2 separate regions of the Mus musculus genome follow, and region 1 is linked to region 2. A link is a loop called in an ENCODE intact Hi-C map of the cell type or tissue named here. Cell type or tissue: left cerebral cortex. All regions are shown on one strand.

Region 1 (8,000 bases), 1.1 Mb before region 2:
TTACACCGATACTCTTCAAATTATTCCACAAAATGAAAACAAAAGGAAAACTACTCAATTCTTTCGATGAAGCCATGATTACTCTGATACTTAAACCATACAAATGCCCAACAAAGAAAGAAAACTTTGACCAAATTCCCTTATGAATATTGATGCAAAAATACTCGGTAAAGTTCTCAAAAACTGAATCCAAGAACACACCAAAATGATTATCCATCATGATCAAGTAGGCTTCATCCCAGGGATGCAATATAGAGAAATCCATCAATGTAATCCATTATATATTATATAAAAAAAAAACCTCAAAGGAAATAAAAAGCACATGATCATGATCATTTCATTAGATGCTGAGAAAACATTTGACAAAACCCAATACCCATTCATGACAAAGTCTTGGAAAGATCACGTATCCTAGGCCTATACCTAAGTAGAATAAAAGCAGTACATATCAAACTAAATAGAGAGAAACTTGAAGGAATACCACTAAAATCAGGGACTAGAAAAGGCTGTCTCCTCTCTCTCTACTTGCTTAATATAGTACTCAAAGTCCTATCTAGAGCAATTAGACAACAAAAGGAGATGAAAGGGATACAAATTGGAAAGGAAGAAGTCAAAATATCACTATTCGCGGCAGATGTGATAGTATACTTAATTGACCCCAAAAATTCCATCAGAGAACTGCTAAACCTGATAAAACAACTTCAGCAAAGTGGCTAGATATAAAATTAACTCAAACAAATCAGGGGTCTTCCTCTACTCAAATGATAAACAGGCAGAGCAAGAAATTAGGGAATCAACAACTTTAAAATAGTCACAAAGAATATAAAATATCTTGGTGTGCCTCTAACTAAGCAAGTGAAAGATCTGTATGACAAGGACTTTGAGTCTCTGAAGAAAGAAATCATAGAAGAACCTCTGGTGAAATCAGTATCTCTGACCCCAAGCTCTACTACAGAGCAATTGTGATAAAAACTGCATTGTATTGGTACTGTGACAGGCATTTAGATCAATGGAATAGAATTGAGGACCCAGAAATGAACCCATACACCTATGGTCACTTGATCTTTGACAAAACCATCCAGTGGAAAGAAGACAGCATTTTTAACAACTGAGACTGGTTCAACTGGCTGTTGCCATGTACAAGAACTCAAATTGGTCCATTCTTATCTCCTTGTACAAAGCTCAAGAATCAGAAAATATCTTCCTGAGTGAGGTAACCCAATCACAAAAGAAAACACATTGTATGCACTCACTGACAAGTGAATATTAGCATAGAAGCTCAGAATACCCAAGATACATTTCACAGACCTCATGCAGTTCAAGAAGCAGGAAACCACAGTGTGAATATTTTGGTTTTCCTTGAAAGGGTATCAAAATACCCATGGGAGGAGATACAGAGGCAATGTTTGGAGCAGAAACTGAGGGAAAGACCATCCAGTGACTGTCCCTCCTGGGGATCCATCCCATATACTGTTAACAAACCCAGACACTATTGTGAATGCCAACAAGTGCTTTCTGAAAGGAGCCTGACACAGCTGTCTCCTAAGAGGCTCTGCAGTGCCTGACAAATACAGAGGTGAACGCACACAGCCATCATTGGACTAAGGACAAGGTCTCCTCCAATGGAGGAACTAGAGAATGGACCCAAGAAGCTGAAGGGCTTTGCAGCTCCATAGGGTGAACAACAATATGAAGCAATCAGTACCTGCAGAGCTCCCAGGGAGTAAATCACCAACCAAAGAGTATACATGGAGGGATCCTTGGCTCCAGCCACATATGTAGCAGAGGATGTTCTTGTGGGCCATTAATGAGAGGGGTGGGGCTTGGTCTTGTGAATGGCCCTAGCATAGGGGAATGCCAGGACAAGGAAGCGGGAGTTGGTGGGTTAGGGAGCAGGGGGAGGGGGTATGGGATAGGAGGTGTTCTAAGGGGAAATGAGGAAAGGGGATAAAATTTGAAATGTAAATAAAAAGAAAGAAATGTGGACTTTCTCTAATCAATATAAGTTTGTTCTTCCATGTGAGAGATATTGGATATAGAATTTGAAAGGTTGGAAGATATGTCAGAAACTGCAAAATTTTTCATAACTACTGTCTGTATGACTCAGTGTGAAACATACTTGCCTTGAAAATCCCAGGACCTGAGTTTAGTTCCTAGACCCAGGAAAAGTTGAAAGACAGAACCAAATTCACACATCACATGTGTGCTGTGTACTACACACACACACACACACACACACACACACACACACACACACACACCATCTCTTATACACACACACACACACACATGCATATTGACACATATACTCATATACACACATGTTCACAGTGTATACACAATAAATAATTTTATAAAAGAATCTTAATTGATTTCATTGAAAATTTTAAATGTTCTGATTTAAAAATGAAAAACATGTGGTTTATATAGTTGCCATAAGAGAATCATTTTTCTAAGTCTATGTAGCCAAAGTATGTTATGGCATTTATAAATAATATGAGGCTATTTAAGTGTAGCACTGTGGGTGTAGGAGAAGAGGGGAGAGAGAGAGAGAGAGAGAGAGAGAGAGAGAGAGAGAGAGAGAGAGAGAGAGAGAGAGAGAGAGAAACAGAGGTGGGGCCAAGCAGCCCCTCTTATAGTGGGATTGTTATCTTGCTGTTGCTAGGTAATTGGGAGGAGTCTAGCCTGAAGGTCAGAGGTGATTGAAAGCCACGAGCCTCTCCTGTGGGGGCTGTTGGGTGGTAACTTTGACAGGAGCCAGGGGTCGAGGAGACATGAGGGAATGCCTTCTGTCCGTGCAGGTGGGAATTACCACCACCGGGTTTCACTGAGGGATTTTACGGGGTTCAAAACCTCAGCTCAACTGGAGACCAGACTGTCTGTATATAAACCATTGCCCCACATTTATGTGTGTTTATAATTTATAGGTAAGCATGCACATGGGTATGTGTACATACTTTCTGTCTTAGTTAGGGCTTTACTGCTGTGAACGGACTCCATGACCATGGCAAGTCTTATAAAGGACTACTTTTAATTAGAGCTGGCTTACAGGTTCAGAAGCTCAGACCATTTTTGTCAAGGCAAGAGCGTGGCAGCATCCAGGCAGGCCTGGTGCAGATAGAACTGAGAGTTCCACATCTTCATTTGAAGGCTGCTAGTGGAAGACTGACATCCAGTCAGCTAGAGTGAGGATTTTAAAGCTCATGCCTACAGTGACACACCTACTACAACAAGGCAACATCTCCTAAGAGTGTCAATCCCTGGGCCCAGAATATACAAACCATCACACTTGGCATTATTCATTTTCCTGAATTGAAAACCAGTGTCAATAGATTACAGTATGCACTTTAAAAGCATTCTATACTTACTAGTACTGTATACTTCCGTGAAGCTTAAAGCACCTGGTATAGGATCAAGCTAAAGAGAAGCAACATTGTTCATAGAAGAAGTTGCTAGATCCCTCACATTATTTCCATAGCAATGTATACTCTGTTCACCAACTCGAATGAAATACTTGTAATGGTTTTACAGACTTGTATTGCTTCATGTCTTTCTTACCAGGTATTGCTGCTTCCTGTCTGACTAGCTCCTAGTTTGGCCCACACTCCTGAAGAATATCCACATGACCATTTTACAAGTGGTTTGCTGTCAGGCCTTATTATTGAAAGAATGTAAATTGAATTGGCCCTACAAAGATTCTGTTTTGTAAATTCTGCCTCCATTGTGAGGAATTAAGCTGGCCACAGCAATCTGCTTATGGTGTTCTGAGGTGGGCCCTTTGAGAGATGAGTAAAATTAAGAATCTGACAGTGGAGGCTCCAAGATTCAATCCTGGTAGATGGATATGTAAAGAAAGAGAGAGAGAAAATGATATTAAAATAGGCATATTCACATTTAATATGTTCCTTGTCTCTCTAAATAAAACATTTTACACTGCCTCATCAATAAGAGGGTTATCACCCTATAAAGACACTTGACCTTGAGCCTGAATAGAAAGTCTAAGTAAACTTGCTTTCTTGCAGAGAAACTTACCTCATTTGTTTTAATCCAGTAACGGAATTGACCAAAATCAACTCTTACTATGACAAAGCTTTGTTTCCCATGCCCCGTCTGGTTTCCACTGCTCTGTAGTGCTCCTTCCTGGCCATCTGCCCTCTTGTGACTGGGAGTTTTACAAATGTCTTGATGCCTGTATCCTCAGGAATACTGTTTTGTACACAGTGAGTTTATAGTGCACACTTTTTCATTTTCACTGATGCTGATGGTTGAAAAACAATATATGATTCCAAAGGTTATATATTTTATATAGTGTTCATATACCAATTAGACGTGAAAATATTTTGTTTGAAATTTCTATTATTTTCCAACTATAACTATTAATGTCAAACAAAAGTTTGAATCTTCAATTTTAAAATCAATGGTGTGTTTACCCTTTTCTTTTTAGATGGTCACATATAATGAGCTTCAGCAAAGATTTAAGCAGTTTTATAGTCACTAGGGGTCACTCTTACAATTTTGAATCTTGTGAACCAAAGTAGGTTATTTGTCTCAAAATGATTTAATTTTAACATTTCTCTCCTTAACACATGCAAAGGTCCTCTTGATGATATCTTATGGGCATGTCTGCCAAATAAATTTGCTAAATGCTATGTGTACTTTCTTGAATTAACTATCATTGTCATGCCTTTCCTGATGTGCGTGTGTTTGTATGTCTGTGTATGTGTGTGTGTGCTTGCATTTGTCTTTAATTTAAGCATTGCAATGATGATGGTAAAACCTTATCTTTTAAGCACATTCACTGATGAAAAGCAAAATAACACTTCATAATTTATGTTCTCACAATAACCTGTTGGATTTTTAATGTCATTATGCCAATCATAAGACTTTTATAAGGGATTGGAGAACCTTGCTCCTAGGACATCTAACTTTTCTTCCTCTGCACGTTAGTAAGTTATCTGTGCAAATGGAGACGGAACTCTTGGCTCTTTCACATGGCCAAGTGTCATCTCAGCAAGAATCGTAATCACAAACAGACTGAGAGGAAACCCAAAGACTTTTGAGACTGTCGGGAGGCAGGTGTCAACAAGACTAGGGACAGATCCCTTTGGACTGTTCTGAGATCATCTTCTCTCTCCCACTCCTAAGCCTTCCAAGTAATTAGTGCTTGGATCTCAATCACGGCTCTTTAGTCAGGCACCAGACCGTGTGTTTGGGGCTCAAAATTTCTACCTTTAGGCAGCAAGAATTTACCTCAGTTGGACATGAACTTGACGAGACCTGAAGGCTAAGTACCCAGGATGACATACCTTTGTTTGGCATCTACAGGCAGTTGACCAGGCGTATGAATTCAGAAGGAATGATCACACAAGAAAATAGACAAATTTCCATGGAAAGAAATGGCTGTGGTTGTGTTTCAGAGTAACTGTTTAAAACATTCAAGGCCCTGGGTTTCATTTAACTCCAAAGCTGCAAACAAACTGATAACAACAACAAAAAACAAACATAAAAGTAGTTTGAGCACAAAGAAGCACAGAGTTATTGAGGGAAAAAAAAACTACCAAAATCTTTAGACTACAAAATTGTCATGCCATGTCAGCTACTCGATAGCAAGTATAATCTAAAACAGAAATCTATAAGCTGTGTAGTTTCATGAGGATTGCATCCCCTAAGGAGATAGGAGCTCCACAGGAAGCCTTAGAGAATCATCTAACCTGGCTGTTTGAGGCTCTCAGAGACTGAACCACCAACAAAAGAACTTACATGTAATGGACCTAGGTCCCCTGCACATATGTAGCAGATGTACAGCTTGGTCTTCATATGGGTCCTGAACACCTGGAGTAGGGCCTATCCCCAAAGCTCTTGCCTGTATGTGGGATATGTACTTTCAGCTGTGATATGGAATTTCTTGTTTGGCCTCGATGAGAGCAGATGAGCCTAGACTCACAAAATTTTGAAGTTCCAGGGTTAGGAGATACCCAGAGATCTCCTACCTGCTCACAAGAGAAATGAGGTGGGGATGGGGGAAAGATTGCAAAAGGGATGACCAGAAGGGGGCCAGTGAGCAGGATATAAAGTGAAAAAAAAGAAAAAGAAAAACAATAAGCATCTGAGACTAAGGTAACAGGTTCATAATTGTATCTTAAAAGGAAAATATACAAACACATGCAAAGGTATCCAAAGATATATCAAATGTACAGGTGTCCCCTGCATATGCCTATAATATGGACAATATGTGAGGAGAGTCAATATCCTAAATATCTGGTTTCAAACCAATGCTCAATAAGGCTGTGTTTTCTATTCCATGAGTTGAAAAGCATGTCCCCATGATAAAATTTCTGTAATGATTGACCTAGTATACAATTGGAAGACAAGGTGGGCACAATGAAATTGGATCTGTCCCAGAACTCGTAAGATGTTTAGTTACCATAATATGGCAAAAATGATTTCCACTCATTCATTCTCTCTGAAAGGCATCACAAACTATTTATTGATTTTTTTCTAAAAGTAGAAATAAGAAGAAAAATGTTCCAGTTGATTATGAAGTCAGGCCATCCAATTTCAGAAGCAAACTGGGACTTTGTGTCCAGATCAACCTGTTTCATGGTTGCAGCTCTGTAAAATGTATGAAAGACAAAGTCTAACCTCTATAATCTTCCCAAATCCAGAATAAATACAACCCACAAGTTCACTATCAAGTCTGGCTCCAGGAGAGGTGAACATTACATGCCTCTCTGCAGTACTTCACTGATTCTAGATGTATTCTGCCAGTGTCAACTTTACTGGCAGCTACAGGTACCCCACAAGCTTGGTCTACTGCATGGTAATGGTATAGTGATAGACAAGTAGACCAATGGAATAGAATTGAAGACCCAGAAATGAACCCACACACATATGGTCACTTGATCTTTGACAAGGGAGCTAAAACCATTCAGTGGAAGAAAGACAGCATTTTCAACAAATGGTGCTGGCACAACTGGTTGTTATCATGTAGAAGAATGGGAATCAATCCATTCCTATCTCCTTGTACTAAGGTCAAATCTAAGTGGATCAAGGAACTTCACATAAAACCAGAGACACTGAAACTTATAGAGGAGAAAGTGGGGAAAAGCCTCGAAGATATGGGCACAGGGGAAAAATTCCTGAATAGAACAGCAATGGCTTGTGCTGTAAGATCAAGGATTGACGAATGGGACCTCATGAAACTGCAAAGCTTCTGCAAGGCAAAAGACACCATGAATAAGACAAAAAGGCCACCAACAGATTGGGAAAGGATCTTTACTTATCTTAAATCAGGTAGGGGACTAATATCCAATATATATAAAGAACTCAAGACTTGGACTCCAGAAAATCAAATAACCCCATTAAAAATGGGGCTCAGAGCTAAACAAAGAATTCTCACCTGAGGAATACCGAATGGCTGAGAAGCACCTGAAAAAATGTTCAACATCCTTAATAATCATCAGAGAAATGCAAATCAGAACAACCCTGAGATTCCATCTCATACCAGTCAGAATGGCTAAGATCAAAAATTCAGATGACAGCAGATGCTGGCGAGGATGTGGAGAAAGAGGAACACTCCTCCATTGTTGGTGGGATTGCAAGCTTGTACAACCACTCTGGAAATAAGTTTGGCGGTTCCTCAGAAAATTGGACATAGTACTACCGGAGGATCCAGCAATACCTCTCCTGGGCATATATCCAGAAGATGTCCCAAAGGGTAAGAAGGACACATGCTCCACTATGTTCATAGCAGCCTTATTTATAATAGCCAGAAGCTGGAAAGAACCCAGATGCCCCTCAACTGAGGAATGGATACAAAAATTGTGGTACACAATGTGTGTGTGTTACACAATGAAGTACTACTCAGCTATTAAAAAGAATGAATTTATGAAATTTCTAGGCAAATGGTTGGACCTGGAAGGCATCATCCTGAGTGAGGAAACACAATCACAAAAGAACTCAAATGATATGTACTTACTGGTAAGTGGATATTAGCCCAG
Region 2 (8,000 bases):
AAAATATCACCCAGTATTTGTGATGTGTACGAGATAATATATTAAAGGAAAGCCCCCAGATTTGAGAGAATCCAGTTCTTTTGAAAAGCAATGTTGCCAGTGTGAGGCATAAGTTGAAGAAATACTTTAACCACAAATTCATCAGAGTTTTAAAATTTATTTCAAACATATACTCTACACAGCCTGAAACTAAATCAATATTTTATGTTACAATTATGAATAAATTTAAATAACATTAAAAAGAAATTAATCTCTATTTTCCAACAAATATTTTTTAAAAGAGGTAACATATTTGAATCTACTTTATCTTCTGGTTCTCATGGACATGCAGCTGATAATTTCAAAGACAATTAGGCCCAATGAAATATATCATAGTCAACAGGTTGTTGAATGGTAAAAATGACATCATTTAAGCTCATGAGAACAACGTGACACCACTGTCTAGTAACTGTGATCCAGGATAAACAGAATCAACAAATGCAAAATTATAGTCAAGGATTGGTGAATTAAATATTCATGCCATGTCATGATATGTCAAGACCAGAGGGGTATTACTGGCTGGGCTATCCAAACAGGTATCCTGCTACAAGTAGAGACTGAACAGGCTTTAAATATATACTGGATGTGATTTTTACTGCATGCTGTTAGAGCAGGTACCAAAGGATGTGACACTATGAAAAGCTGATACAGTAGAATTTTTGGCTAGACCTGGATTTTACAAAGAAGACTAAATGAAGCTTCAAAGTTTCCCTGAATTCTGGGAGAGAGACTTATTTATTTATTCTGGAAAACATAATCTATCCACTGTCCAGTTACCTTGTGCTCACTTAGGATAGACTGGGTTAATCTGAGACTTGGTTTGTAATTCTTCAATTGTGTGGCACTTGCAGCTCTTAAGGAGAGAGAGGCCTATGAAGATGCACAGAAAAGCAACACTTAGAGCAATACTTAATGATGATCTTCAGAAAGGCAACACTTACAGATTGAGTGAATCTAGTTTGGGCTTATTTTGCAAACCTTGAGGAAGAAAGCATGTGATGATGGCTCAGGATACAGAGCCCAGATGTGATCTTTGACTTCAGCCATCTCTAGAGCCCTCACACTCAAGGTGAAAGCCTAAGACCTTCAAAAGACTTTAGAGCAAAGGTGTAGTAGTCACAACTGATAGGGTTTCCCTTAGTAGTGAGGGTCATACTAAGGTCAGCACGGTCACAGAGGTAAACATGCCAGTGTTCTTACAACTCCTGTATTCATGATTTGAGTACCAGGACTCAAAGTCTAGTCCCCATCCTTTCAGAACAAGTTATTTGTCCACTGAACTATCTTCCAGGACATTTAGTAAAAATGATTTTCTAATCTGAGTATATTCAAATGCATTAAAAAATACATTATATGTTACTTTTGAACAAGAATTATGTGGCCAATTCTGCCCAATCTTTTAGTAATAAAATTTTATCTTTTATATATTTCTTAATGCCTTAAATGTCTTGATGACATGTTTAAATCTACATTCAGATAAATGCTATATATGCATAAAATGTGATATACAAATCTAGGTTCATAATATTAAACATATAATATCTTACTCATCCATTGTGGGGTGAATTTCATGTTTGGAAGTGACGACATGCTATGCAGACTAGAATAACTTATGTAATCCACAGCCTGGTTTCCCTTGCCTTGCCTTGGTCACTTCATCTATACTCATGTCAATACCATGCCATAACTTCTACTTTCCTGGAGTGTTCCACTTTCTCTAGAGAAATATTCAGCCAGCTTTTATAAAGATTCTTTTTATGTTTAAATTTAATTGCCTTAATTCTGAAAACAAACTTGTCTGCACCAATCATGCATAAGATATTTAATCTTTCTGTCCACAATGTGTATATTTAATGTTTAGAAAATTGAAAACTTGTGTGATCAGAACTTCATATTGTACATAAATACTAAATATGTAAATGTCAAATACTAGTAGATCTTGAGAATGACATAACTTTAAGGGAAAGAACATTGAATCTTTACCTGATGCAAAAATCTCTTCACTGTGTCATTAAATAGTTGTATATACTGTATTTGCTTTGCTTATCAACAAGCTGCTTGCTACATGCTGTGGATCTATGTGTGTGTGTCGTGTGTGTATATGTATACAAATAGGATTTTTAAAATCTTCACATTGAAATGTTTTATTTGTAAATGTTCAAAGAAGTATGGCTAAGCTTTCCTTCTAGGTGCCATTTTTTCAATTTTTATTAGATATTTTCTTCATTTACATTTCAAATACTATCCTGAAAGTCCCCTATACCCTCCCCCCAATCTGCTCCCCTACCCACCCACTCCCATTTCTTGGCCCTGGCATTCGCCTGTACTGAGGCATATAAAGTTTGCAAGACCAAGGGGACTCTCTTCCCAATGATGGCCGACTAGGCCATCTTCAGCTACATATGCAGCTAGAGACACAAGCTTTGAGGGTACTGGTTAGTAAATATTGTTGTTCTACCTATAGGGTTGCAGACCCCTTCAGCTACTTGGATGCTTTCTCTAGTTCTTCCATTAGGAGCCCTGTGTTCCAACCAATAGATGACTATGAGCATCCACTTCTGTATTTTCCAGGCACTGGCATAGCCTAACAAGAGACAACTATATTAGGGTCCTGTCAGCAAAATCTTGCTGGCATGTGCAATAGTGTCTGCGTTTGGTGGCTGATTATGGGATGGATCCCTGGGTGGGGCAGTCTCTGGATGCTCCATCCTTTCACCTTAGCTCCAAACTTTGTCTCTGTAACTCCTTCCATGGGTATTTTGTTCCCTATTCTAAGGAGGAATGAAGTAACCACATGTTGGTCTCCCTTCTTGATTTTCTTGTGTTTTGCAAATCTACCAAGATGAACTCTCAATTCTAGGTGCTTTTTTAAAAAATACTTTTTAGCAAGTATAGATTTGGTTTTCTCTTTTTTTAGCAATTAGTAGAATTCTCTTAATAGAATAAGAAAACACCATTTACAAGGGTATATATGTAGTCTATCTATCCACTTTCTCCCTGTGTCTTTTCTCTCTTAGAATCAATTAATGATATTCTGTAACTGACTTCTATACCATTGTTTGTTTTATTTCTCATGTTTTGTGATAGGCAGAGTCATGTTACTGCCCCCAAAAAGTCTCATATTTCCTCATTTATGAAGACTATCCAGGAAATGTCATTTGCCATTTATTAATAGTGAAAGTGTTTTTGTTGCATCCTTTTAGATTTTTATCTTGGTTGTACCATGTATTATATAATTCCTTTCCTCAGATAATAGAATCACTTCTGTGTATGCCAAAAAAGTGAGTACTTTCCCCATTTCATTTGATCCACAGGGACACTTTCAAGGTTATTGGTAGTTTTAATTAATCAAATGGATGAGAATGGAAGCTGTTCTTTGAATCCCAAGTTTCATTCACTCACACACAAAATGATGAGTCACAACAGTGCAGCTTTTAAATAAATTTAGGAAATGGAGAACCTGCAGTCATGGGAAGCCAATCCACATTGTCCTATTATCCTATTTACTTAAATAAAAATACTTTTATAAAAAGCTTATTAATTCAAGACAAAAGAAAGTCTTAAAGTCTCTGACTCTATATCCATATCAATATGCTGAACACAAGGTAGTTTTTTGGTGCATATTTACCAAACAAATGCTTCAGTGTACTGTATTGAAGAGACAAGATTCAGGAATTCAGTCTTTGATTTTTCTTTGGTTGTAAAAATTAAACATAAATGATACACGGGAAGAATAAAATGCTCTGTGATTTTTATTGCAGTCAGTTAGTTTTTAATAAAAATGAAAAGTGGCTGCTTGAGAGGGTCAGCTCTATTAGCATGCATTTAAACATTTTCCAATATTAGCACTGCATTCCAGCATGAACTGGGAGTTGACTGTGATCTGAGCCAGCATCCTGAGCCTCTCACCTTCGCTCAGCTAAGCCTTGTGAATCCACTCTCTCATGCCTGTGCCACCCACTCCAAGTATTCTTTCCTTTTGCGCATTTAAGCACAGGACAGATCCTGTGCTGTCGCTTACCCAGGGCAACAGCTATGCTCATTCCTTTCCCAGTGATTATGCCAAGGACAGAAAATGCCCCTAAATTAATCCATCATGCTGGTGCAAATTCTAATGAGTGGGAAATGCCAGGAATGATCCATTATCGCTGCAATTGGAAAATCATAATATCATAGTTCAGCCTGAGCAACTAGTAAAGAAAATCTCTGAAGCATGTCATGAAGGCTGGATATGGAAAGCAATCTCTGGTCTGGGAGTTGCCTCGGTGGGGCACTAACTGATTTATATGTCCACACAGCTATGCCATCCACGTGTCCAGACATTACCCCAGAGTACCTGTGTATGCTCACCCTGGTGTTTGAAAAACTACATTATTTTTTCTGAGTTGAGTCTTAATAGGTCACTGGACCAAATGCAATGCCACAGTGCCCTCAAGTGGCCCCAGAATTTAGACTTCCTGGGTTTGGCAGGATTTTTACTTCCAGAACTTTAAAATGATTTTTATATGTCATTTTAAGAAAAGTTAGGTAATATGAATAAGAAAAACCAAATCAACTAAAACATAAGTGCTTTATCTATCTTCCAAAATCACAGTTTAGCGCTCATACTTCCTGCCTTCATCTTACTTTTTTTTTCCTGTGCCTTAATATTCATGTATACATATAAACTCAATTCAGGATGATAATAGGTTGAATAAGATGAATTATTCTGCACAGGTTCAATATTGCCACTGATGTGGTCTAATAACATGAAGTTGCCTTTCTCTCTTGCCAATCACATAGGAAGAACTCCGGGGAAACTAAATAAACCATCCTTCACACATGGACAAGTAAGTCTGAAGACAATCGAGAGCTTTAGTCCCACCTCTGACAAATTCACACTCTGCATACCACTATGAAGGAGTGAATGGTCTTTCTACTATGGACATTGAAATGACCAATTTAGTAATTGCCTTAATCCGTGACATCTCCTTTATCACAACATATTGTAAAATATTTTTAGTATTCTAGTTATCAATTTCATGAGGAAGAATATCATGTCATATTGGGGGATGGATAATTTAAGATCTAATGCTGTATATATTCATTTATCATGATTTGAAATTTAACACATGAGAGAGGTTTAGTTGAATTTAAAAGAATCAGTGCTGATAAAACCATTAAGTATGAAAGGTGAGGTGTGACTATTGAATTGTAATTGTAACTAGAAATGAAGGAAGTTTATAAGTTTATAAAATGTTTGTGTAATCATATCTAAAATACTGTACTGTATCCAACCAATGGCAGCAGAACATGTGAATTCATTTATTACATTTATGAAAATGGAAGAAAATCTACACTGAATGTGTAGAAACTCAGATTTTTACAAAAAATGATCAGGCCAGAAGATCCAAGCAGAGAGGAATTATTTCTACTTCCTCAATATGAAACAAGTAATGAGGTTTTTACTTTATAAGAATGAAAGCAAGAAAATCAGCACACAACTATTTATTTCTTTTGACAATTTCTACCACCACAGCAAGGTAAATTCAACTATATTAAATTCTCAGCTGGGCTATACAGTGACTATATAAAGTAGCAGTTCAAATCAAGGGGTTCAGAAATTAAAATCCCATATAAAATACACAAAGTGGACCACAATCACTTCAATTGAAGGTTCTATGTGATACCATTGTTACTAACATCTACATGAGTTAAGCATATCTAAAAACATTCATGTACTAATGTTTTATTAAGAGCTCTGCTGCAGACCCTCTGGGCCCCTTTGTCTGTGTGGAACGGGTGTCTAGTCGCAGGTGGGCAAAGCGTTGGATGAATTGACAGACAGATGCACATAGGAGAGGTTGTGTAGAATCAGAATGTAATTTGTCAAATCGAGCATCAAACTTTTTATACAGAAGACAATAAGGAAGTTGGGTGACATACCAGCAAGGTACAAAGAGGTTACTGGATTCTTACATAAAACAGAGGAATGCAAACACAGAAGGTCTAACAGGAACCACCTGGCATAGAATTAATTGTTAACAACTGAGATCAACAAGGGCTCCACCTAAGATTCACTTAATCTTAGAAGCCAGGGTCAAGGGCTTCGTGCCCTTGCCATAGTTCCTATTTTAGTCTATTGTATAGTCCACCTTCCCCCTAGGCCATTGTAAATACGTGTGTATGGGTGTAACTCAGCTATCTATAGTTCTAAGTATCTACTCTGGTTTCTCCTTAGGTCTGAAACTTCCTTCTTCCTAGGTGATGGTAAATTCCTGTGTAGGGCAGTGACCTAGCTTTTACTCAAAGTGATAGTGTAGTACCAGAGGCAATTCTGAATGTCACTGAATAGCAACATTCTTACTGAATTCCAAGCCCATGCATGGGCTTGCTCAAGGACTTTCTAGGACATTGGAACACTGGTAAAGGCTTTAGCTATGTCAGAATTCAATCTTAAAAGGCACTTATAATAGGATAATACTAAAAGAGAGCATGTGGATCCATACATTAGACTAACACGGGAATGGAAAATTAATGTATAGGTTAGAGAGAATGCCAGACACCAGGAGTGAATTTCTGTGAAACTCTTCTGCCTCGTGAGTAGCCTCCAAGCCTCTCAGCTTGTCCAGCGGACTCCACCAGAGTGCGTGGCAGAACTCAAAGTTACTTGTCTGTAATTCTATATCCGATATATTCCTATTTTATGTAAGACTCAGCACATAGCATAGTAAATGCAAATCCTGGCTAATTTTTATTTTAAAGCCTTTTAGTTTCACATTTACTGTTTGTGAACCTTTTCAGGTGAATATAAGTTCATGAGCAATCAATATATATTGTTTTCCAAGTTTTTTGCTATTCATACTGTCCCAATCACACAGTTCTACCTGAAGGTTCAGTTTGGTCAGATTCACATCAATGGACAAGTGAATAAAATAATTATATTTTAAACGATCTTAAATTCTCCAAACCAATTAGGTCTCTGTAAGTTATGGAGTCCTCAGTGATTTTATTTTAAAAATTAAAAGTAGAAAAATAAGCTGATCAGTTTAGGAGAAGTGTGGATTAGCTTCATTAATGTAATATTATATTATAATATGTTATATATTATAATATTCATTATATATTAAAATATATTTACTGTTTATTAACACAAGAGTCTGACACACTAAAAACCCATAATTAGCTTGAATAACAAAATATACTAACATAGATAAGTATAAGCTCTTGGAAAGCTCAAAGCTTTCTCCTGATACTATTAAATTATGGGAATACTGAACAAAGGTTTTACAATTATTTGTGAAGCACATGTACTTAATTGTGTGCTCAGTAACTGATGGTGGCAAGGCTTTTCACATTCTAAAATGTTCTATGTCAGCAGTTTTTGTTCAAGCCTATTCTGTCAGCGTAACAATATGACACAGGCTTCACTCCCCACCTCCAGCTGTGGCTCACAATAGACCCATGGGAAACATGTTAACACCCTGACAGGCACTGCAATGCTGGCTTGCCTCAGATCCCATTAAATACATTTTCTCCTCCTTCTATCTCTGCCCCTCTGGCCCAGGCAAATCTCACTCTTTATCTCTGTCTGATCTCGACAGGCCATTTAATGTCTCAAGACATTGCTCTTACGGTCTTGTCATCAAGACTGCCATTCTTCTCTTATTACGAGTAGCAGCAGGCTGTTATTTCCACAGCTCACTCTAACTCTTTCATGTTGACTCTCCAGTCTCTTCACAAAGAATTATGCTTTTTGCTTCTTTTGCCTTCTTGGAGCACTTAATCCCTTTCACTCACAGCAGTTTTGTTTAGACATATACAAATGACATTATCCATCCATCACATTTACCCATACATGTGCCCATTCATTCCTACTTGTTTTTTTTTGTTTGTTTGTTTGTTTGTTTTTTATAGCAAATGTTTGCTGTGGAGTGGGAAATGGGAGGCTGAAGGTAAAAGTGTCTATACTTTGATTTCAC

What was found. Hi-C counts contacts between places; a loop is a spot of excess contacts. Peaks named below come from ENCODE experiments on the same cell type or tissue, not always from the same donor. Only the 100,000 strongest peaks of a DNase experiment are listed, where the experiment ranks them.
Region 1: it touches region 2 in a loop (6-fold over the local background); 4 of 42 quality-filtered maps call a loop at or near these places.

What each region holds. Positions count from the first base shown.
Region 1 is chr8:102,060,858-102,068,857 of GRCm38, reverse strand. No RefSeq gene overlaps it. Among named protein-coding and RNA genes, the nearest start is that of Gm39233, 250 kb to the left of the region's middle. In left cerebral cortex, a CTCF peak has its summit at 4,496 (motif pointing right); a DNase peak (open chromatin) is centred at 4,606.
Region 2 is chr8:100,939,248-100,947,247 of GRCm38, reverse strand. No RefSeq gene overlaps it. Among named protein-coding and RNA genes, the nearest start is that of Gm39232, 220 kb to the right of the region's middle. In left cerebral cortex, a CTCF peak has its summit at 4,465 (motif pointing left); DNase peaks (open chromatin) are centred at 3,432, 4,037 and 4,374; H3K27ac peaks cover 375 bases.